3 separate regions of the Mus musculus genome follow, and regions 1 and 2 are each linked to region 3. The links are chromatin loops, found by intact Hi-C in ENCODE. Cell type or tissue: heart. All regions are shown on one strand. Links, peaks and the distances in the headings refer to the core of each region. The heading gives the core; the rest is flanking DNA.

What was found. A loop is a pair of places that touch in the nucleus more often than their neighbours do. Peaks named below come from ENCODE experiments on the same cell type or tissue, not always from the same donor. Only the 100,000 strongest peaks of a DNase experiment are listed, where the experiment ranks them.
Region 1: it touches region 3 in a loop (2.0-fold over the local background); 4 of 42 quality-filtered maps call a loop at or near these places.
Region 2: a loop joins it to region 3, with 5 times the contacts of the local background. A loop is called at or near these places in 3 of 42 quality-filtered maps.

Annotation. Positions count from the first base shown.
Region 1 is chrX:10,710,267-10,718,143 of GRCm38, forward strand. Mid1ip1 (Mid1 interacting protein 1 (gastrulation specific G12-like (zebrafish))) reads left to right here and starts at 7,099. Exons shown (of 2, transcript NM_026524.4): 1 at 7,099-7,438; 2 at 7,721-7,877. In heart, for the core only: a CTCF peak has its summit at 3,766; a DNase peak (open chromatin) is centred at 4,665; H3K4me3 peaks cover 1,225 bases; H3K27ac peaks cover 1,052 bases.
Region 2 is chrX:10,754,745-10,762,621 of GRCm38, forward strand. No RefSeq gene overlaps it. Among named protein-coding and RNA genes, the nearest start is that of Mid1ip1, 41 kb to the left of the region's middle. In heart, for the core only: no CTCF peak of the experiment used is centred there; no DNase peak of the experiment used is centred there.
Region 3 is chrX:10,817,304-10,825,180 of GRCm38, forward strand. No RefSeq gene overlaps it. Among named protein-coding and RNA genes, the nearest start is that of Gm33984, 63 kb to the right of the region's middle. In heart, for the core only: a CTCF peak has its summit at 3,371; a DNase peak (open chromatin) is centred at 3,208; H3K27ac peaks cover 1,369 bases.

The sequences.
Region 1 (7,877 bases), core at 2,769-5,268, 110 kb before region 3:
AATATTTACAACAAATACTGCTGAACAAATTATGCCACACATGAGTGTTGTTATAATTCTGGCCAAGATAATCGCTCACTTTGCACCAAATGAAATTACACATGGCACTCAGAGTTTTAAAAATTAAAAATGGGTTTCCTTGTTTAATATTTTTTCCAGGAACAAAATGATAATTAGAACAAAATCAAGGTACCCATTAATGGCATACTCATAAATTTATTTCCAAATTTCTAGTAATTGTGGTATCATTTAGGAGACAAAGAAATTGATCATATGTTCCAGTTGGATTTTGTACTGCTCAAGACTAATGCTGACACAAAATGCAATCTTTGCAAGCTAATTGGCTATGAAAATCTGTGCAACCTAGCTAAAAGCTTACATAGACAACATAGGTCTCTGATCAGATTCAGGGAAGATAGGAAGGCATAGGGAGACAACTCAACTAATGTACTCCTTTAAATTTTTAGGTTTAGAAGGAGAGAGATTACAAAAAGAATACCCAATATGAGATATTTTTAAGTATTTCCAATCATAAGCGATCAATCAGAATGACAAAGGTGAGTATCCATGCATAAATGTGCTATACAAATGATTACTTAGAAATAGATTTTAGGGAGTTATAGAAAAACATTCCTTTAATAGGATCACCTTCAAGAATGTCACCTCTTTAACACTAAGATCCAAGAGCCAATAAAAATCAGAATTTTCTTTCTATGGTAGTGAAGATTGAACATACAATCTCATACAAATCAGTTAAGTGCTGTACCACTAAAGTACACGCCTAGCACAGGGGCCCAGCCTTTAGTCCCAGCACTTGGGAGGCAGAGGCAGGAGGATTTCTGAGTTCTAGGCCAGCTTAGGGATACACAGAGAAACCCTGTCTTGAAACCACTGATAAGTCTAGGGGTTTATCAGGATGACCAAGATAAAAGGAATACTACATCCATTCTTTGGCTGTATTTAATTGAGCCTACTTTCTTGCCCCAGCCCAATGTCAAATTCTTGCCAAATTCCTAGAAGTGGCTCTCCAAAATCAAGCATAACATATATGCAGGAAATAATCAATCAAATGTGTCAGTCTGACACATTTTCACAAGTTGAACATCCCCATTTGACAAGCATCTAACACCTTGCTGAAGAAACATCATCATGTCATTGTTATTTAGTTATTGTAGATTTCATTGTGAGACACAGTCCCACCATGTAACTGGAGTGGCCTGAAGCTCTCTATGTGGACAAGGATGGCAGACCTGTTTTGTTCTTTGTTGTTGCTACTTAGTTTATTAGCTTTCTAGTAATATTTCAATTCAAGTTTTTTTCTTTAACTTGGCAATTTCATTTTATGAGTCTTCCTAAGGATTTATTATTTTCCTATTTTTATCAAAATCTTCTATAGTTATTACTTCTTTTGAGTCACACTTTTTTTACAGACTTATATAATTTATTTACTATCAATTTCAGCCTATTAATTTTGCATATTACTTTTGCTTCTTACTCATGATTATGAGATTAGCCTACACATTCTATCTGGACAGTATAATAAAATATAGATGAAGTCTCTAGATTATAGCATCTAGGTTTTGTTTCTTTCATTATTTGAGTCAGAAAAATAAATACTGTATAAGATACTTACTGATGGGACATTTGAAAGTGTCCATTGGGTAATATATTTATAACAATATAGTCTCAATAAAATGCAAATGATGTTAGAGTTTGATCATGTGAAGTAGGTAATTAATTCATCTTTGCTTCCTATTTTAAGTTTATGTTACATACTTTTAAACTATGAATTTGATTTCAAAGAGGAACGTTCTCATTGTATTTACTTATTTATTTATTTATTTATTTAAGCTCCAAATGCTGTCCCCTTCCAGTCCTTCAGTTTTGTTTTTGTTTTTGTTTTTGAGGGGGGAGTGTTGTTCTTTTTTTTTTTAAGTGGATCTTGGCATTTGAAGAAACTAAATAATTAAGTTTATTTTATTGCTTTAATTTTTTTCTTTTATTTTTTGGGAGGTATAATATTTCATCATTTCCATCTTTCCTTTCTCTCTCAAAGTGCTCCCATATCTTTTGAATTCATGGGCTCTTTTTGCATAACTTATTGCTACACACATATAGGTATGCATATAAAAGTTCCTATTTGGTATTTTTAAAAAGTTACAACAGGTTTTGCCCTTCTTTTTACCTGTTATATTAAAATTTAATGTATCATTATCTACGTAGAATTCTCAAATAAATAGAATTGCTAAGAACAAAACCAAAGTTATTCATTAAAACTGTAAGTTTTCAGCTGGGCGTGGTGGCGCACGCCTTTAATCCCAGCATTTGGGAGGCAAAGGCAGGCGGATTTCTGAGTTCAAGGCCAGCCTGGTCTACAAAGTGAGGTCCAGGACAGCCAGGGCTATACAGAGAAACCCTGTCTCGAATATATATATATATATATATATATATATATATATAAATATATAATTAATATAATATAAATAATATATATATTATATTATTAATATATAATATTATATTATATATTATATATTATTATTAATATATAATTAATATAATATAAATAATATATAATATATTATTAATATTATATATATATATATATATAATTTTCCCTATACTCAGAATTTCTGCCATGACACTGTTCCTGTTTTATTTATTTTATATCCACAGAGGTCAGAAGAGTGTATTGAATCCTTCTTGAGCTAGAGTCTCAGGTAGTTGTAAATCACCTCATGTGGGTGCTAGGATCAGAACTTGGGTGCTCTGGAAGAGTAGCAAATGTTCTTAATCACTGAACTATCTCTCCAGCCCCTATTTCTAGTTCATATATCATGTAACAGTGGTTGATCTGTAACACTACAAAAATATTCTCTAACTCTATAAGAAGGAAGGTGGTCATTACCGTGAGAGCTCAGTAGAACACTTAGCAAGTTTGCTCATACTATTCTGTCTTCTGGATCTTGGTATAATTAACAGGATTCATAGCTGACTGGAAAAAAATACGCCAAAAATACTAAATAATGAATTGATATCCCTCTGAAGGAGCTCTCCAGATGTTTAATCCCACTTTGCTCTTTGTACAGTACTCACTGGTACCCATTACCAGTAGTTTGGATGAATATAGTGAACAGTTAACAAATGTGTAGGTAATATCCAAGTGTAATAGAGCACAAAATCAGAATTCAAACTACTGAAACATGCTGAAGTAATGATCCAAAATCTACTTAGGTAAAAGTAATAGAAAGTTTTGTATTTTGGTCCACAAAATCTCTTCTACTTAGTAATAGGATACACAAGTTTTGTTGCATATACAGCAACATATAAATGTAACCTAACCATTAAAACAAGTCCCTTAAATGCTAGGCAGCATTCTAAGAAGTTTTTATTTGTTGCGTAGTAAAAGAGCATTGCATCTGGCACTGGAGAATTAGGTCTAGAAAAGTTACCATTTACAATAAAATAGGTGCTTTCACCACTCCTTTTTGTCCCAGGAAAGGTGGTACTTGGAATGAGGTCCAGATGTGAAACTTGTAGACATGCCCAAACAACTTCCAAAGACAGTGACCAGGACGAGCTCAACCCAAAGCATGAATTTGTTACAAGAACTGAAGGTAACTGACTTGAGATGGAGTGGACTCAGGGAGACCACTGCTAGACTCACACGCCAGCCTCTATGTGCTTCAAGACTTTCTGAAGAGCTCTAAAACCATTGACCTGATACCAGAGGATGGAAAGCACAAAACGTAGGCAAGGGTGACCACTTGGTGGAGATGTTGTGAGCAATTTCAATACAAGCAGAAGGTTGGACTACATGGTCTTTAAAGGGAGAGTGCAAATGTCATATTTCCAGAACAGTTTTCATGAAGATATTGCTTCTAAGTTTTGTATCAGTGTGATCAAAACTCTCCTTTGTCTTGGCTTGGGGGCGGTTTCTAGTCTTAAATTCTTACTTTCTGTCCAACCCCAAGCCAGACCTTTTTATTTCTTCATTCCTTCTTCTTCCACCAGTTCACTTTTGCTCACAACTTTGCTTTGCAATTTCTGTTCGCCTCTAAAATGCCTTGTTCTCCTAAGCCATCAAAGAGACGCAACAGGAAGGGTAATTTGCGAATTGACTGAGGTGGGGGGGGGGGTTACAGGGGGATGATGAGCCAGTCAAGCATCACTTCCTGGTTACTGATTAAAGAAGGGATTCTACCATTCAGCATTTAAGAGCTTCTCAGTTAGAGCTTAGGACAACGTAGAGGGGATGCAGGATCTCAGACCAGGCTTCTAACAGGAATCTAGCACGCTGGTTAGAAAAAGAGAGACCTTGGCGCCTCACCTGAAGTCAGTACTCAAAAGCCATTTACTCAACTGATCGTTACTAGGGTTCTCTTTAGGCAAAAGGAATCCTGGACAGGTCGCTGGGAGCTTTCTGTCAATTCCAGATCGAGATAGGGAAGGTGCCTGGAGCAACCAGAGAAGCTGCCTAGTTTTTACTGGGCCTGGCCCAACCCGTTTAGTACCCATGTGACCCCCGGAATCGTTCTTTATTTTTTTTACAGCCTTGCTTTAGGAGAAAACTGGCTGCAGGCCGGTTGCCAGGGACGCCTGCCATTAGCTCTTCAGGGCCAGGGTGAAAGAGGACACTTGGGGGGAGGGGTTTATGGCTTCTGACTGGCTAGGGCCAAAAATTCATTTGCATAAGTCTCTCAGAAGCTTTCTGATTGGCTGGGGCAAGAAGGGTGGCGATGGGGTGATTCCAAGGGCCCGGAGCTCTGGCCTGAGGACCTTTTCGTTCTGAAGTTACCCGGTGGGTGTGAGTTATTGTGTGGGCAGGGGGGAGCTGGGAGGCCCGGTTTGGGAAGTTTTGCCGGCAGGTGCATGAGCCATTACCTGGCAGAGTTTTAGAAATGTGTAAGAACAGCAACCGAGAGTCAAGACACTAGAAGATCCAAGCAGAAGGAAGGAAATTGATCCAGATGAAGGATGGAGGCCAAAGGGAAGGGGCTAGAGGCTTTCTCCACGGCTTAGCTAATTTTCAAAGTGGGATGCCTTTACTAGGCAGTTGGGATTTCCGTTTTCTGGGAGCTGTTAGAGAAAAGAAGGCAGGATTCCAGCATTTAATAACCCAAAGCAATTCCAAATTTTCATTAGGGTGCATACTTAAAATATCCAGAGGGTCTGGGTCTCAGAAGGGGTCAAACTACATTTTAAGTTATGAGAAACATCAACTACTGGTAACCAGGTAATGTGTTTTTCTAAAGCTCTCTTCCTTGGCTCTTGTCTGCCATAAGGGTTAAAACAAGCCTGGACTGTTTTGAACACCTCTGTGCAGAAGAAGTGGTAAAGGTGAGGGTGAGGTCCTCTCTGGTTCATCTTAGCCTATTTCCCTATTTTTAAGGGTTCAGACTCTTGGCAGAAAATGCCTCTAAACTGTGATGAAGCCCTAAGTACTTTACAGTGTACACAGTGAAGAGTTTTACCGCCGATACCTCATTGAACCCTAATAGAACCCTTTGCCATAGCCCAAGAAGAAGTTCCTTTTTATTGCTAAAGCAACACTGGAAATTTTTCTCTCATGGGAGACACTCCATTTTGTTGACAAACAGAGGGTGGAAAAGTTTTCAAATCTGGGCATAAGAAGAGAAAGGCTGAGGTTATTGTTATGTGTCAGGTTTACACAATGCATGTTTCCCATCTACATTCTTCTTTCCACTGATCTCCTTAGCTCCACGGGGCAGATAACAAACATTATTTCATGTTTAAAAGAACATGGGACACTGAATCAGAAGGATGAGTAGCTGTCGTTCCAAATCAAGCTGGCTGGCTGGCTGGGACTGTGTCTCCATACATACATACATACATACATACATACATACATACATACATACATAAGAAAGCATTGGAAGCATGGGTTATGATCTAGAACCAGTAAACCAGAGGGAGATGGAGATTTGCCAGTCTGGGTTCTAGAGTTACCAATGACTTTTCTGTCTGTTATCAGCTCTTGTTCCCTTCAAAATTGAAAAGAGACATGATTTTCGGTAGACAGTACCAGTCCTTCAAGAAAAAACAAACAAACAAACAAACCCACATGCATAAGTGTCTCTCCTTGTTTGGGGCGCTTTTTTGTCTTGCAGGGGAATGCCATACTAAAACTTCCCCCCGAAGACTTTAGTGGGAAGAAATTTAAAATTAGAAGCCTGAGTCATCTTATCTGGAGGAATGGAAGAGCTGACTGGAGGTTGAGGGATGTGGCAAAGGAAATGAGATGGGAAATGAGTATGGGCTCAGGGCTGGGAACCTGAAAGAGGAGTTTCAAGTGTAAAACTTGAAAGGTAGATCCAGGGCTATGGTACACAGCTTAGGCTTATTAAGTAACCCTTGCTTAAGAACTATCTTTTGAAAGGAGCACTTGACACACACTCCAGAAAGTTATTGGGTATACTCCCATTTTTTTTCTTTAAATGATAAGATATACCCAACACCAGTCCTAACTTCTGCCACCTTCTCCTAGTCTTTTTGATAGCCAAAAGGGCCACAAGGCCCAAGTTCACACTCCATTGCCATGCTCTTATCTCTTGGTGGGGGACACAAAACTATAGATCAGATGACCAGGGTGCTCTTCATACCTGGCAGCAGTAGTAGGAAAGACCCCGCCAGGAGGGAAGCAAATGCCTCAGTGTTCCCATCCCCCTGCAGCTGACCACGACCTGGGCCGTGGAGGGAGCACCCCATGTCCACGTGCATCCGGCATGTCCTGCTAACTCTTCTTACATAAGATTCCCAAGTATGGAGTCAGGGCAGCTGTGAATCCCTCTTACCCGACGTCTAATAATAAATCGAGGCTAAATTTCCGGACTGCAGTCACTCTAGGTTCAGGATTGAGGGGCTCTTTTGCAACCCGGACACACAAGCATTCCGGTCATCCCACCCGGAGAGTGCGCGCCAAGCCCGCCCAGCCCGCGCGCGCCAGTCCGCCCTCTGGTTTGGACGGCGGCTCCTTGGGCTCAGTGCCTCGCCCTCCCTCCCCCAAACAGCTTGTTCTGGGTTTGGTGCTGGGGTGCGGCCGCTCCATCCTCCCAGCCCTACCCTGCCTTGCCCTGCTGGGCCGCCCTGCCTTAGCCCGGGTATCAGGCGAGAGGCGGAGCCACCCGGCGTGCCCCGCCCCCGCGGTAGAAAGGGTTGGGCGAGTGTTACTCGCGGTCAGGGCTGGGACCTTTTATCTGTGCTGCTGGAGGAGGTAGGAGGAGGAGACATCAGGGGTGGTCCTGGGCGCCTGGGACACCTTTCCCGGACTATAAATTGAGCACCTGGAATGGGCAGGGGGCCGGAGCAACCACAGTCGCCCTTACTCACAGTCCGATCAGTGACCGCAGCAGCGCCCTTGGGCAGCCACCGTCCGCAACGCAAGCACTGAGAACCAGGGGATTTCGCAGTGCAAGAGGTGGGTGTCCCCGCCCTTTGGCAGCCCGGGCTAATATGGTTGCTTTCGCTTAGGTTTTAGAAGGGAGAAACCAGAGAGTCCGGGATGGGGGAGATTTTTTTCTCCTTTTTTTTCAAAGGTCTTCTGCTAGTATTGGAGGAGGTGATACCGGCTGGTCCCAAGGAACCACCCTTGTGCCTTCTCTGGCCAGCCTTGGTCAGGGTGGGAGCATCGCGCGGACCGGATGCCGGGCATCCTAACCGGGTGGGTAATTTGTTCTTTTCGTCTCTGTCTCCCAAGCAGAAAAAGGCTAGACCCAGCCACCCACCGTCAATCCTGAGCCAAAGATAAGAGCAGCCGGGCCTCACGAAGGGCTGAGCTGAGAAAGAAGCAAGTTAGAGAGGGCGGAGAAGGATCTGGGAATCCCGTCACACCGGCTTCAAGCAGGCTCCCGGCATCA
Region 2 (7,877 bases), core at 2,769-5,268, 62 kb before region 3:
AACATGTTTTATTAGCATATATTGGTTATGAGTATTAATGTGCTTCATTATGACATTTTATACACCTATGAAATGTATTTTGATCATGTTTGTCCCCTACCCTGTGTCCTTCTCTCTCTCTTTTTATGTTTCCCCTCTCTTATTCCTCTGCTCTCCACCTGCTTTTGCTATATAGTACTATAGAAAATAACACAATAGCACGAGCTTATGCTTCGGGCAATGTTCTGGGGCTGCCTTATGCAGCATGCTCAAGAGCTATTTGTTACAAATTTGAAAGTAGCTAGAATTGGCAATAGTGAGAATATTTACACTGCAAAAATTAGCAAATGCTACAAATCATGTTGTTGTTGTTGTTGTTTTTCTCCCTCAGAGAGCTAGTGGTTAAACATTGCCAGCACCCACTGGCTGGAGCTCATTGGCAGAAACTACTATCGAAAGGCTACAGAAAAAAAAAAAAGAAAAAAAGAAAAAAAGATGAAAACCATGGGTGGCTCTAACAGACACTTTAAGTGAGAGAGGCCATGCTCCAAATATTTGTTATTTCATGTTTCATATTTCATATTTGTTATTTCATATTTCATATTTCACTGTTATTTCATTTCCATGAAGTTCTAGAACTGGGAAACCAATCTGTGTTGAAAAGAAAATCAGGATGGGGCTATGTCTAGAGGAAAAACTTAACTGTGAAGAATTGGAAGAGCTTTCTGGGATGATGGAAATATTCTGCATCTTAATGTGATTATCCATTGCCTTTGTCAAAATGCACCCAATCAGGCATGTAAGCTCACTCTGTCTGGTGTAGTGTAAACAACTTCACCTCAGAAGTAAGGAAAAACCATGCCATCAAAGCCTTTTATCCTATATAAGAGGTTCGCTTGGTGTACATGTGTCAGCAATTTTAGAATTATTCGTGCATTCTACGTTTGATCAAATAAATAAAATATTAAGAAAAATTTGAGCTAGTTGAGTAACTGTTGAAGAAAAGTGCCCATAAGTAAGTAACTAGGGAGAGAATCAACACTACAGAACACTAACTGTACTACAAATGTATACAATGACTTCATTGAAAAGGGTTGCTAACAAGTCACTTAAGAATGATTTGATTCTATAGGACAAAGGGATAAAGAATTACACATAAATCCCATATCCTCAGTGATTTATGTTAATAATTCTGATTCTGGTACTGGACCTGAACAGAGTCACTTAGCAAACTGATGGTGGATGGTAGAGTCACTATTGGAATGGAACCTACAGGGGAAAAGAAGAGAGAGAAACCTACAATGATCCATGCCCTAAATGAGTTCCAGTTGGATATGCCAACATGGATCTATGTTTATACACACACACACACACACACACACGTGTGTGTGTATGTATGATTACAACAGATGTAAATATACACTGCTTCATGTCCCTTGAGTTTGTTTGTCCTGTCAGCTAAGAACATGAAGCGATAACCTCCAAGGACTGAAAGCATACCTAGGGATTACATTTTCATTTCTTATTAGAATTTTCCAATAAACAAACAAACAAATGAAAAGAGAAAAATAATTCTCTTGAAGTTGGGCAGGAAGTGTATAAGTTGAACTGAGAGCAGCATCTTGTAGCGGGAAAAAAATAGAATGCAATGAAACACTCCAAAAATCCATTTGATGGGAATACATCAAAGGGACACAACGCTAACTGAAAGTACTCTAGGTGGGCAATGCTGGGAAAATTTGAACAAGATAAATAATATTGATTGGAATAAAAAGTATAAAATAAATATCCATGAGCCTGTGCTGATATAAGTAATTAAGTAAACAAATAAATAAATAAATAGGAGAGGAGAGACAAATCTCCTGCATAAGTTCCAAGGAACTTACGTGAGTACTCTGCCCTTAAAGGAACAGAACACAACTGTCTCTTCTTTCCATGTAGGCTGTATATCGTTTCCTTCCAAAGAGTGCAACATGGAGAAGATGGGTGGGAAGTAACTTTAGAGTGTAGACACCTAATACAATCTTAGCCAGGTGATCAGTGTCAATACCCACCGTGATCAATGTTGTTAATAAGTCTCCTTGATGATATGATGTAATGTGATAACAATGCAATTCACATCTATGGTTATTCTCCTCAAATTCAAAACTACATTCTACTGATGAGAAAGCATCAGGCAAATTCTATATAGAGGGCTGTTCTATATGACACGTAACTAGTGTTATTCAAAACTGTTAAGGACATGACAGTCGATGCAAATGTGAGAAACTGACTCAGCCAAGAGGAATTTAAAGGTACATGACAGATATGAGCTGAAGAGATGGCTTGATGGTTAAGAGCATTTACTGATCAATCATGAGGGCCTGGATTCAGAGCCCAGCATTCACCTAACAAGTGGGCCAGTTCACAAAAGCCTATTACTCCAATTCAGAAAATCTGATATCCTTTTATGCTCTCTGAGTGCACATAGGCACACACACTCATATATACACATGCACATACACTCATGAACTTACATACATATACACATATAAGCAAAATCATAAAATAATACCTGATAATTAAATGTAACCTGCAATCAGCGATAGGATTCTAAAGTAATAAAAGGAATTCTGAATGAAATATGCCTCCAGTTACCATTAATACATCAACATCAGTTTATCACCTATAATCACACAAATATACCACACTAATGGAAAAACCTGTAATAAGAAAAATTAGACATGAGATACACGGGAACTCTATTATTTATAACTCAGTCGCTATAATTTTGCTAAGTCTGAGATAGAACAAGAAAAGCTTATTTAAAAACTCAAAGCTCCAGATATAGATTACTGAAGGTCAACAGGAAGAGAGGGGAATTCAGCTTGGATGTGGGATTTGGATATATGAATATCAGGCTGGTGCTAGTCTTTTGGGGATTTTGAGAGGCCTTCTGTCATGATTATCCTCTCTTTTCAGAAGAGGGCTTTCAATGGGCACACCACTGGACATACCCAATCTGATATGGACAATTTTCTTCGTACACATTGTATGTGCCAGCATAGAGTGCAGTGTAAATAGAGCTTGCACAGAAACCCCAGAAGGCCTAGAAAGCCCACAGGACCACCAAGACTTAACTGAGGAAGAGCTCACACTACCCAACCCAAGCTCTGAAAATGCAATGGGCAAAGCAGCTTTCATGAATTTATGAGCGTACCTTATTCCCATGAAGCATAAGGATGTTACCCTTCAAGGACTATTTTCTTGAGCCTTTTCATAAATAAATAAAAAGTTTAGAATAACTAAATGAGTCCTCTCTGAGTATTTTGTTGAATTTCATTATATGACATAATCTAGCAATTTAAGTTGATGACCTCAAACAACAGCACTGACAATATGACTCAGCTCTATAGACCCTGGCCAGACTGTGGTCACTATTTGTCAAGTCTATCTAAATAAGAGCTAGTGGTACCAGTATCTTATGCACTAGGAAAATCATCAATAGAGAAATGTCTACATTTATATTTCATGGATTTTTTGTGTGTGCATAGTTACCTGGTGTTTTATTGGGTAAACTTCACTGATAAATTCTCTGTCCTTGATTCTCAGCAACTAAGATGGATAATCTGAACCTGGTTAGAATGCTTCGGAGCAACCTATTGAATAGAAGGTGTACTCCATGTTGCATGGTTTTGGTTCCATAAGGTTATTGGGCAACATGAGTAAACATATTCTAGACTTTCCCTACTTCTTTTTTGAACTTTTACAATTGGGAGACTCTATTGTGGCCAGAGGTCAAGATATTTGTTGTATGGCAGTTAATCTAAGCTAAGGGTTTTATTACTTATTTCTGGAAAAAAATATTACTGAGTCATATGTTGAGCCTGCATCACACTAGGACCAACCAGAGTGGTTGAGACTGAGGAAATCACATAGCAATGTACTTTGGTAACTCCTTGGTACCCATCAGGCAGTTGTTCACTAACAGGGATGGAAAAATTGGTTTCAGGAAAACAATTCTCTCTCTGACTTTTTGTTTATTCCATCATGGTGATCAGATCTCATCAATAAAAACACATTGTTAACTGACTTTGCCCCAGGGCTTTGAATATGTGCAAGGAAGCCCCAAAGCAGAATTGAAGAGAGATAAGAGAGATGCAAGGTTCTATATGTAGTGATCCAAGAGTATGATTTCTGCTGTCCAGAACGTTCTACCCAGTTTTCAGCTTCCACAGTGTACCCAGAAGTGGGAATGACAAATACCACTGTGTCATTGGAGCTGTCACTTTGCAGAGTGTCATGAATGATGATAAAAGACAGACACAAAATCCAGCAAAAGTTGGATTGGCTTTCCTGTCAACACCACTGAAACGGGAGATGGGAGACTATTGATAGAAAGCACTCAGTGTCCCCAATGCCGCGTTATATAACAATGACTGTACTGTGCAAAGTTACCTTTCACTGTCTCTGGAGAAGCAGGGATGTGTTCTTCTGCAGAGTCTGCTTTTAGAAGAAAAAAAAAGATTCTTGTACTTTTTTTTCCAAAGGAAACCAATAAAGAGAGAAAATGGAATTTGAAAATTTAGAACTCCACCAGACATTCTAAGAGTATATTTGGGAACAACTCTTACAACTTTAGTCTCACTATTAGGAAGAGATGGCAATATTTGGGCTTTGCAACAGCAGCTGGGGCTATTTTGAACCATCTAACAGTAACCTGATTATTTGCTTTCCCTGTTGTTCTATGTTGTTAGCAATACTAAAACTATCCTCAGGACTGTTAATGGGATATGTAAATAACATAGCCAAAAGTACTTCAAGACCTGACATTGATGCTGGGGATATAGCTCAGTTAGTAGAGTGTTTGCCTGACATGTGTAAGAATCCAGGATTAATTCCCAGTACCCCATAAAACATGGTGACACAGGCTTACAATTTCAGCCCTTAGGAGGTAAAGTGAGGGGGTTCCAAGCCACCCTCAATGACATAAATAATTCTAAGCAAACCTAGGCTACATGAGACTGTTTCCAAACACATGCATACACAAAAGGACATGACACTGAAACACCGTATTTGCTAACTTAATATTTGTAATAGATGGCTGCTGGTATAGCACACACTATTGAAGTCTTGCTGTGTCCTCTTGGCCCAGCTTTGAATTTGTCTACAGTGCTTCGGAGCTCCTGTGCATACCAGCAGGTGGCCATTTGGGACTCCTCTTAAGGCACCTTCCTCTAGGTACCTGTGAAGTTTGTGTGTCTCCTGGCAGGAGAATTTACAGAAATGCTGGGGGAAGAAGGATCCCCAGAAGCAAACCTTGATCAACAAAAATGGGATTTAATAGACCAATATAGCAGACTCCATGTCCTTAGGCAAGCCAGTTCTGGGGATACATGTTTCCTCAATGGATTCCCAGTAGAATTGAGCTCTGTTTGCCCATAGGGGAAAGCAGCTTCTTTTCAGGTCTTTTCTCTCTTCCCTCAGCTTCTCTCCACGGTGTTTCCTGGCATTACACTCTATAGAAACTGTCTGAACCTAAGTGCTTTCTCAGGGTCTATTTCCTGGGAAATTGGAACTAAAAAACTGTTGCTGAAATTAGCCACTGCAGAGCAAGGGCCTTTGAGCCATAAAAAAAGTCATGGTCCAAAAACTTATTATTTATGGCTACAGAGTGATTTATCATGTGAAGACAAATAGATGCAAGCTGGTTTATGGATTTGTAGCAAATGATCACCTACTATTGAAGTAATAAGAAACAATATTTTTGGACTGTGAATATAGCTGGAAACCAAAGGGGAAAACATTTCTTTTCTAATGTGGAAGCAAAGCGACAGCTATATGATAACATGTAACCCTTGTGCTCAAATGTCATAGATTTTATTGTGTTCTAGCATGGAGAGGAAAACATGGCTAACATGTATGCACAGTGGGCTGAACAAGTATGTGGCAAATAAAAACTGTCCAAGCCTTTCAGTTCAATATCAATTTATTCCTCTAAAGGAAAATGCCACCCTAAACATTTTTACTTGCAAAACAATCTTCAAGCTATAGTGCAATTTATTTCACATGACATTTACCGAAAATCAACAGAAGTAGTTTTTATAACATGGGAATCCACAAATCACGTTTTCTCGCTCCGGTTATGCATTGTAATCTCTTGAGGTCTCTTCTGGTGCTGCCCTGGGAGTGAGCCTTTAGGGATGATTGTTTCTGTTCACATAAGCATCCCTTTCTCAATGGAAAATTTATATGATTCCCTACTAGGGTACTGACTGCTGCCTGTTTCATTTCCAGGCCCACAAAGACGCCCATTGACAACATCCTGCCTTAATGGTTGCATTGTCTCCAGCCTTTCCTATGGTGGTCAGATGAAACAAAAATGAAAGGCAGAAATTAAATAAAGGGAAACTAAAGAAGATACATGCTATATTAAGGGAATACTTTAACAAATACAAAAAGTATTTAAATACAGAAGACTTGGGGGCTGAATTCAATGGTAACAATTTTAACAGAATCCAAGAAAATTTGGTGACATTATTGATATCCAAACTTAGCCCATTTTTATTCCAAATGTCTTTTGTCTCTTTCCCACACATTACCTTCTAGACTGGAGGATAGGTTTCATATCAGCTGAGCTCAAGTGTAGTTGACCTTCCAGTCCAGCCTGCTGTAATTTGCTACTGGATGCTAGTCATTGTAATTTCAATTTTTTTGTGTCTGTTTTTAATGATGGTTTTTACACGTTTTAGCCTTCTTTTTATTCCATCACTCACCAGAGATTAGTGGAAAAGAAAGGATACAGGGGAAGTGGACTTGTTTAGAAATTGGTTTTTGGAGTAAATCTCATCTGGGTGGTCAGGAAATCAGTTCAGTCCATAGGTCAGCAGCAGCAGCTTGATCTTCTGGTAAACACTTTTTGGATATACCAGCAGTCCAATTTAGTAGAGTCAGGATGGTAAACAGGAATTAGTTGTGGTGGCAGGACCTAGCAGAGACAGTCAGGCCTCAGCCTCAGAACAAGTCAGTAGGAGGGACCAGCAGGAATCTCAGAAGTTCTTGGCTGTGTATCTTTCAGTGAAATAAAGAATACTTCATCACATATCTTTTCATGTGTTTATTTCAGTAGAACATCCTTTCACCTCCATCTACTTCAGCAAAATGTTCCTTCACAGAAAAGTCGACCTTAGCATTTCACTGTGTCTACTTCAGTGAAATGTTCCTTCATGTGTTCCATCTAACACAACTAACTTTCCAAAGAACCCATAAGTTTCCACTTCAGGTCATCAGTTACTATTGTCTTATTCAGAAATAATCATCATCTTATATTTTTAACTCATGGAGGTTTCCCACTGATTTAGCCTAGATTTTGGGTATTAAAGACCTCTAATTTCTCACAAGGACACAATAGTTTCCAAAATGATAATAAGTTAAATATAATAATGGGGGAAGTTCTTAGACAAGGAGAGTAGGCTTGGAAGGGCAGAGAATATACTTTCCATGAAATGTGTGTGAACACTTTCTTGATTTGTTCAGAGCAAGCAGGACAATTGTATGATAGTCAAAATGTAGCTGTTAGATTCCCTGGATCTACAATTATAGAGAGTTGTGAGCTATCATGTGGGGCCAGGAAACTGGACTCAGGTACTCTATAAGAGCAGCAGGTGCTCTTTATTGCTAAGCCACCTTTCTAGCCACTTATTACTATTATTGTTATTTCAATCTTCCATTTAAAAAGATTTATTTTTATTTATGTGTATGTGCCTCTGTGTGTGTATGTGTGTGTGTGTGTGTGTGTGTGTGTGTGTATGTGTGTGTGTATGTATGCACATGTATACTACATGTGTGCAGATATCTTTGGAGGCCAGAAGAGGATGTCAGAGTCCCTGGAGCTGAAATTACAGAAGTAGTATTGTGTT
Region 3 (7,877 bases), core at 2,410-4,909:
GAGAGCTCTGTCCAAAGCTGCTGAGAGGCTAGGCTACATGAGATGTGTGCCAGCCTGGGAGTTGCTAACATTGGAGAGGGTAATTTAAATGTGGCAAATGAGGCTAGAAGCATGATTGGAAAGGGGTCCAGGAAGACAACAAAAGATGAGGTAGAGACAGCAAAGACAGGTACATTTCATTTTAACTTAACTACAAATTTCACCAGGGAGATGGAGTCCTAACTGGAGACAGTGGTGGCATCAAGAGAGATTGTTACTGGCGAGCAACAGTTTGTGGTAGTTTCCCTCCCCCACCCTCTATTTTTCATTATTTTTCAAGATGGGTCTTGCTCTGTAGCTCAGGATGACTTTGACCTAGAAACCTTCCTACTTTGTGCTCTGCTCTGTGTACTGGGGTTATACATATGTTCCATGATACCCAGCCAGTTCAGGATAGTTCTGTGCAGATAATACTAGCCTGGAGGGGATATGTTCATGACTGCAGGTAGGATATCTTTGAGATGAGAGCTGATAAGACCTGGAGCCCAAGGAGAAAGCAGTGGTGGTAGAGGCATTGTGGGAAGGTCTTGCTCTTGAGAATCCAGAGTCAAGATTAGAGACTCAGGGAGGTAAGGAAGTTGACAGCAGGCCTGTGTGTAGTTTTCACTTCTGATAATATCAGTGTTTTTCAGTAAAGTAGAAGCTAAGTTGTGAGATGAATAAGGATGGCGTCCTCCACCTTAGTTTACTTCATAGCATGGTTTAATAAAAAAAAAAAAAGTCTGCCTTCTTGTTTCTCTATTCAAAACTGCAGTGATCATGATAATATGTGCATATGACAAAGCTTGCTTTTTATTAGTGTTAATGAAGGAACCGAGGGGCCTCACACGTTCTAGGGAAGCACGTTACCATCAAGTTACCACTCCAGCTAGCCAGAACTTTTCATGAACAAATTTCGGGGAGAACTTGGCAATTTCTTTATTTTTTTATTAGATATTTTCTTCATTTACATTTCAAATGCTATCCCAAAAGTCCCCTATACCTTCCTCTCCCCCTCACCCTGCTCCCCAACTCACCCACTCCCGCTTCCTGGCCCTGGCATTCCACTGTACTGGGGCATATAATCTTATCAAGACCAAGGGCCAAGGGCCTCTCCTCCCAATGATGGCTGACTGTGCCATCCTCTGCTACATACGCAGTTAGAGATACGAGTTCTGGGGGTACTGGTTAGTTCATATTGTTGTTCCTCCTATAGGGTTGCAGACCACTTCAGCTCATTGGGTACTTTCTCTAGCTCCTCCATTGGGGGCCCTGCGTTCCATCCAATAGCTGACTGTGAGCATCCACTTCTGTGTTTGACAGGCACTGGCATAGCCTCACAAGAGACAGCTATATCAGGGTCCTGTCAGCAGGTTCTTGTTGGCATCTGCCTAGTGACTGGGTTGGGTGGTTGTTTATGGGGTGAATCCCCAAGTAGGACAGTCTCTGAATGGGTGTTCCTTCAGGCTCTGCTCTGAACTTTGTCTCTGTAACTCCTTCCATGAGTATTTTGTTCCCCTTTCTAAGAAGGATCAAAGTATTCACACTTTGGTCTTCCTTCCTCTTGTGTTCCATGTGTTTTGCAAGTTGTATCTTGGGTATTCTAAGTTTCTGGGCTAATATCCACTTCTCAGTGAGTGCATGTCATGTGAGTTCTTTTGTGATTGGGTTACCTCAGTCAGGATGATATCCTCCAGATCCATCCATTTGCCTAAGAATTTCATAAATTTATTGTTTTTAATAGCTGAGTAGTACTCCATTGTGTAAATGTACCACATGTTTTGTATCCATTCCTCTGTTGAGGGACATCTGGGTTCTTTCCAGCTTCTGGCTATTATTAAATAAGGCTGCTATGAACACAGTGGAGCATGTGTCCTTATTACAAGTTGGAACATCTTCTGGGTATATGCCCAGGAGTGGTATTGCTGTAGTACTATGTCCAATTTTCTGAGGAACCACCAGACTAATTTCCAGAGTGGTTGTAGCAGCTTGCAGTCCCATCAGCAATGGAGGAGTGTTCCTCTTTCACCACATCCTCGCCAGCATCTGCTGTCACCTGAATTTTTTATCTTAGCCATGAACTTGGCAATTTCTAACATCATCTTTAAAGATGTCTCTTCCTAGTCAAAACACCACACACTGATCACAACTGAAAATGCAATTCTCTTCCTCATGAGGAACATCAAATAGGGTCTTGTTTATATTCTATTCACCTTAAAATGTCTCCTTTTCCCCTTGGGTCTTGTAAGCCCTTTTTATTTTTAGATGTTGGCAGCCTTCATTTCATTTCTGATATATTAACATAAGAGCTGACTATGAGTCCAAATATTTCTGCCCTCTTCCCTTACACATTTAAAGAACTTCAGTCGGCTCCTCAGTAGATGTCCTCTTCTTGTTTCCCCTATACAGTGACTGTCAGGCTTGGGTGCACATCAGAATCTCCGAGAGAATTGTGAAAACTCAGGACATTTGGCCCCATTCACACAGCATCTGAATTGATAGCTGTGGGATGGAGTCCGAGCAAATGCTTTTCTACAACGTGATGCTGGTGTTGCTGGCTTAGGGGCCACCCTTTAAAAATGCCCTGGAGGAGTCTGAGAACTACTCATTTCCAGTAGTTTTTGAGTGAGGGCCAGACATCTGTATAACCTCTCACTGGACCTGCAGAAATGGTGGGGAGATGATAGAAGAATGGCTCACTGCTCACTCCAACCCTCTCTCTTGCTCCCAGAAGCTCCTGCATGACTCCTAACAGAGGAGACCCTGAGCTGAGTGGACCTTTGGTCCCACCTGCATAGCATCTCTGATAATTCTTCTGTTTGTCCTTCTCTGAAAACAGTCATGACTGCAGCATCCCCAGGCTGCTTTCATGTTTCAAGTCTTGATCTTTTGTGCCCCTGCCCAACCTCCTCTCACCCCAAATCGCCTTTCCCAGCTCAGATCCCTGATCTCTGGCTTTCTCCTGTCTGCTGCCAGTTGCTCCCAGTGAGCCCACAGTACAGGACAGATAGGCTTTATAATAACCCCTGCAGGCTGCCAGGGGGCTGGGCTTCCCATTTGAGTCTAGTGAGCCTTTGATTTCTAAACAGATTAGCAACACACAGAAGTGAAGCCTATAGGAGAGGGTGGAGGGAAAGGACCAGCTCTCCACATGACACATGCCTGCGGTACATCGTGACTGGCAGGTGAAGGGAAAATCTATTTGCAGCTCCCAGCAAGCTGCATGCTTTCTAAAGCACTTGCATGGCCTAAAAATATCACAAAGGACGAGAGTAAGAAAACTTTAGCGTGGAGTATTTTCAAAAATTTAAAAATAGAAAGGCCTTCGGTAAATGAGAATCACCAGTTGCTGTCCTGCTCACCACCTACAGGGCTTTCAGGATTCTCAGCAGACAGCAAGTGGCCAGTGTGGTGGGAACAGTGACATTATTTCTGGGAACAGAGTCACACCACCAATAGATGGACAGCTGAGTCAACTGTGGAGCGACGAAAGTACCATGTGGTGGGCTGTACTGATAGAGATTGACAATAAACCAGTCTGGAGAATTAATGAGATCCAATAGGTGTGGGGTTTCACTTCTGCTTTGATGAACCACTTTGTCAGACTTATTTAGCCTTGGTCTCAAATCAGGGATGCCATGAAGCCTGCAAAAGGACACTACTTCTGTGTCTCTTCCTCTTAAGGGGCTGTGTCAACCTCCCCATCCCCACAGCCTCTTCATTTATCCTAAGCGCTGTCAGGTGGACAGTTTGCTCTTGTTTTATTCTTCCTGCTTTTCTGGGGCAAGGGGGGGGGGGAATAAACGAATGCCTTCCCCATGAATGAGCTGCACTGATAATAGATCTCACAGAAAAATGTATCTGTCTATGAGCCAGATCGATCTTGGGCTGTGGGAAGTGGGGTCATATCAGCCTCATGAAGAGGACAAATGACTTATATTCTCTAGGGGATTCTATGACTGGGCTCATTGGGGTGCTCTCGGTGGGGAGGGTTTTAGATTGGGAGCAAAAGTTCTCACCAACTTCCCCAGAGAACCGTGGGCAGAAATATGGGCTGCAGGTCCAAGAGAAAATCTAATTTACTGTCTAGCTCTGTACAATAGCTGAAACAGAGAATGTTCAGTAAATGTTCACTGATTAGATACACAGGTAACGGACTGGGCTGGTATTCTTGCCAAGCTGGGGCATGTACTGTCAAAGGTGTTGGACTGGATTGGGCTGGAGATTGTTCATTGAGAGGTGAAATTAACTGTTTTAGGGTACACCAAAGTCTGGTAGGTTCTCAACACAACCGTCCCTGGTCACACATTTCTAAACATCAGGTTATCCATTGCATGCCAGGGGGCAGGGCCAGCTGTTTCCAGAGAGACAATTAGCAGGGTCACTGTGTCAACAGTGTCAACAGTGTGCCCAAACAGTTATAAGCTGACCTCAAAACATGGTCCTGTTTCCCTGAGCAGGCTGCGAACAGTGTTATCAGGCCTGTGTTTGTAAATGCCTCTTCCCAAAGACAAATTAGGATGATAAATGCTACAGGTTGCTAAATTCCCATGGCATCCTGAAAATCACATGAGGCTAGACAGCGTGGATAGCATTAAGATGGGGAAAGTTATTTATATTAAATGCAGCCAAAACAGCTAAGGCTTTACGGACATACTTAGACACACACATAACCTGAACAAAAATGTCTCTGATGGAGTTAACTTAGATATGGAAGACTGGAGGGCTGCCTAGTGTTTTGTCAAGAGCTTTATTGGTGAAGATTCAGAAAGATGGAATCTTGACTCCAGTATTTTTAATGTATACCTAAGTCTAAGAAGATTCTAACATAATATATGAGGTTCAGAGGAATCCAGTGACGTTCTCAAGGTTTGTCAGTAGTTTAAGGCATTAAAGTAAGAAGCCTGGACTTAGAATGTAAGAGAAGGTCCTTCTATGGTAAAGCACTGAAGGCTCTTTTCATGACTGAGTATCCATGCTTTCATGAAAGGCTAGGAATATTAGGTAAAGGAATTTTACTGAGTATCTTGTGCATACCTTCAATGGTGTCAGGTACTTCATATTCATGGGTTTAACTAATTCTTAAAATATACATTTATAGAGACTGTATTAAAAGAAAGCTTTTACATTTGAGTAAACCAAAGTTCAAAGAAGTAGCTAGACTAGCATCTGGATGTTAAATATGTTAATTTGACTTAGAAAAAAAATGCTTGTTTTCTATTATCACATCCCAGATAGTCAGTCAGGGGCTCAATAGATAGGCTAGTCCTTGCCCTTATCTACTACCAGAGTAGAAGGGCACTGAGTTAAGAGAAGGTAGAGGCCACAATGACCTTAGTACATGGTAGAATGTTATGCACAACCTCCTTGGTTATCAGGAAGCCCAACAAGCTTGAAAGAACAGAGTTCTAGTAAGAAATCTCAAGTTAGAAATTAAAACATGAATCAGTACTCACCTCTCCCTAAATCTTTAGCTTCTTCTACTTCTATCCTTCTTCAATTCACGTTTTGAATGAACCTCGCTTTCTCTGGTTCCAAAAAGGAACTTAAAATATTTGTAAAAGTCTCATTTCCATGAATCCCAGTATGTGAAACAAGGGCCAATAGATAGAAATTAAAAGAAGGCCACTTTAAGCCCTCTGCTGTGGCACATGCCTGTAATCTCAGCTAGTAGTGATTCAGTAAATTCCGTGTCATGCCAGAGATTCGAGTGCTTGGATTTCCCTGGACAGAGGAGCCCACTTATAGTAAGACCATGACTTTCGATGCATTTGGTGATGGAATTTCTGTTTGCTTTGTAAAGAATAGTACGGGTGTGTTTGTGTTTCCTTAAAATTGGAATCTTTAAAAAACAATTCAAGGTCATGTTTGGGTAATCAATGACCTCAAGGCCAGTCTGAGATACAGGAGATCCTGCTAGGAAGAAAAAAAAATGAAAAAAAAAATGAAGGAAGGAAGGAAGGAAGGAAGGAAAGAAAAAAGAGACACTTCAAGCCACAAGGAAGGACTAACCTTATAGCTAGTGCATGTATGGGTGTGTGGGATGAGTTTCTTGAAAATAAGCTAAGGTCTTTTCCTTGGATGTGCTTAAACAGAAGTCTGCAACTACTTTTGCATGCATTTTTGCTTTGAATGATCTCCAAGGGCCTAAAAGGTTCTAAGAGTTATTTTTACCAAGGGTGAGATGATCCATGGTTGGCTGGATTCTTTGCCTTTTCTAACTTGTCATCAAGCAATGCCTTTGTTTAGTGTGTGTATCCTATGCATCAAGACTGATGTCAATGGTAATGAGCCTAAATCTTTCTTCAGTTGAATATAAAGCTCTAGAGGGTGGAAAGATGGCTCCACACTTATGAGCATGGGCTGCTTTTCCAGAAGACCTGAGCTTAATTTCCAGCAACCACATCGTGGCTCACAACCATCTATGGTGGGATCCAATGTTCTCTTCGGGTGTGTCTGAAGACAGTGACATTGTATTCATATACCTAAAATAAATAAGTAAATAAAGGTGTTTAAAAAAGAAAAGGAAGGAAGGAAGGAAGGAAGAAAGGGGGAGAGAGAGAGAGAGAGAGAGAGAGAGAGAGAGAGAGAGAGAGAGAGAGAGAGAGAGAGAGAGAGAAGAGCTGGAGATATGGCTCAGCAGTTAAGAGCACTGACTGCTCTTCCAGAGGTCCTGAGTTCAATTCTCAGCACACACATGGTGGCTCACAACCATCTGTAAAGGGATACAATGACTTCTTCTGGTGTGTCTGAAGATAGCTAAAGTTTAGTCACAGAAATAAAATAAATAAATCTAAAGAAAGGAAGAGAGAGAGAGAGAGAGAGAGAGAGAGAGAGAGAGAGAGAGAGAGAAAGAAAGAAAGAAAAAAGGAAGGAAGAAAGGAAGGAAGGAAGGAAGGAAGGAAGAAAGAAAGAAAGAAAGAAAGAAAGAAAGAAAGAAAGAAAGAAAGAAAGAAAGAAAGAAAGGGGATTTCTACACCAGCTCTAGTGGATTATCCAGTGCCAAAGGGTATCTGGGGTTCAAGATTCTCCAAACCAAATGAATATGCTTGGTCTTACTTGATGTTCAGGATATTGACAACAAAGACAAGTAAAAGCCACCAAAAGGCAGGACAGTCTGTCCAAGTTCTCCCTAGGTATTGTCTGCATCTTGCTGAAGCTCACCTATGACTAGAGCTATGACATGGCACAGATGTCATGTGAAAGGTCAGATCATTGTCCTTTTAAGGTGTCTTTTAATCAAAGACTATGGTTTTAATGAAGAATCTTTTCCTAGTGTAAAGCCTTGCTCTCTGCTAACTCTTCTTTTCAGATGAGGAAAACCCTTAACAGATTTTCTCAAGTAACACATATATTAAAGTGAATTACACATCCATCCTCTGACTCAGCAATCCACTTTTGCATCTGCATCCTATAGAAATGGAAGCTTCATATCTAAAGAACATTCATGGTAGTTTTAGTCATAATAGTTCATTGCTGTAACCAACTGATAATGTGCATCGAAAGTATAATGGCAAGTAAATAATGCTGTATTTATCCAATGAAACAGCATACAACATTGAAAAAATAGTGATGACCACTATGTGAAGCAATACTGACATCACCCACAGACATAACAGTGAGTGGAAGAGATTAGACAAAGACACTTCCATGTCTATGAACTCCCCAAATAGCAAACAATCTATAATGAAGGAAGTATAAACAATAGTTGTTTTTAGGAAGGAGAGAATTAACTGATATTGGACATGAAAGACAATTTTGTGATCTCTAGAAATGTTCTGTATCCCAGTCTGTTGGAGAATAAGTGCAAGCATTTAAACAACTTTGATTTGTCATGTTTTACTAATGTATCAGGCATA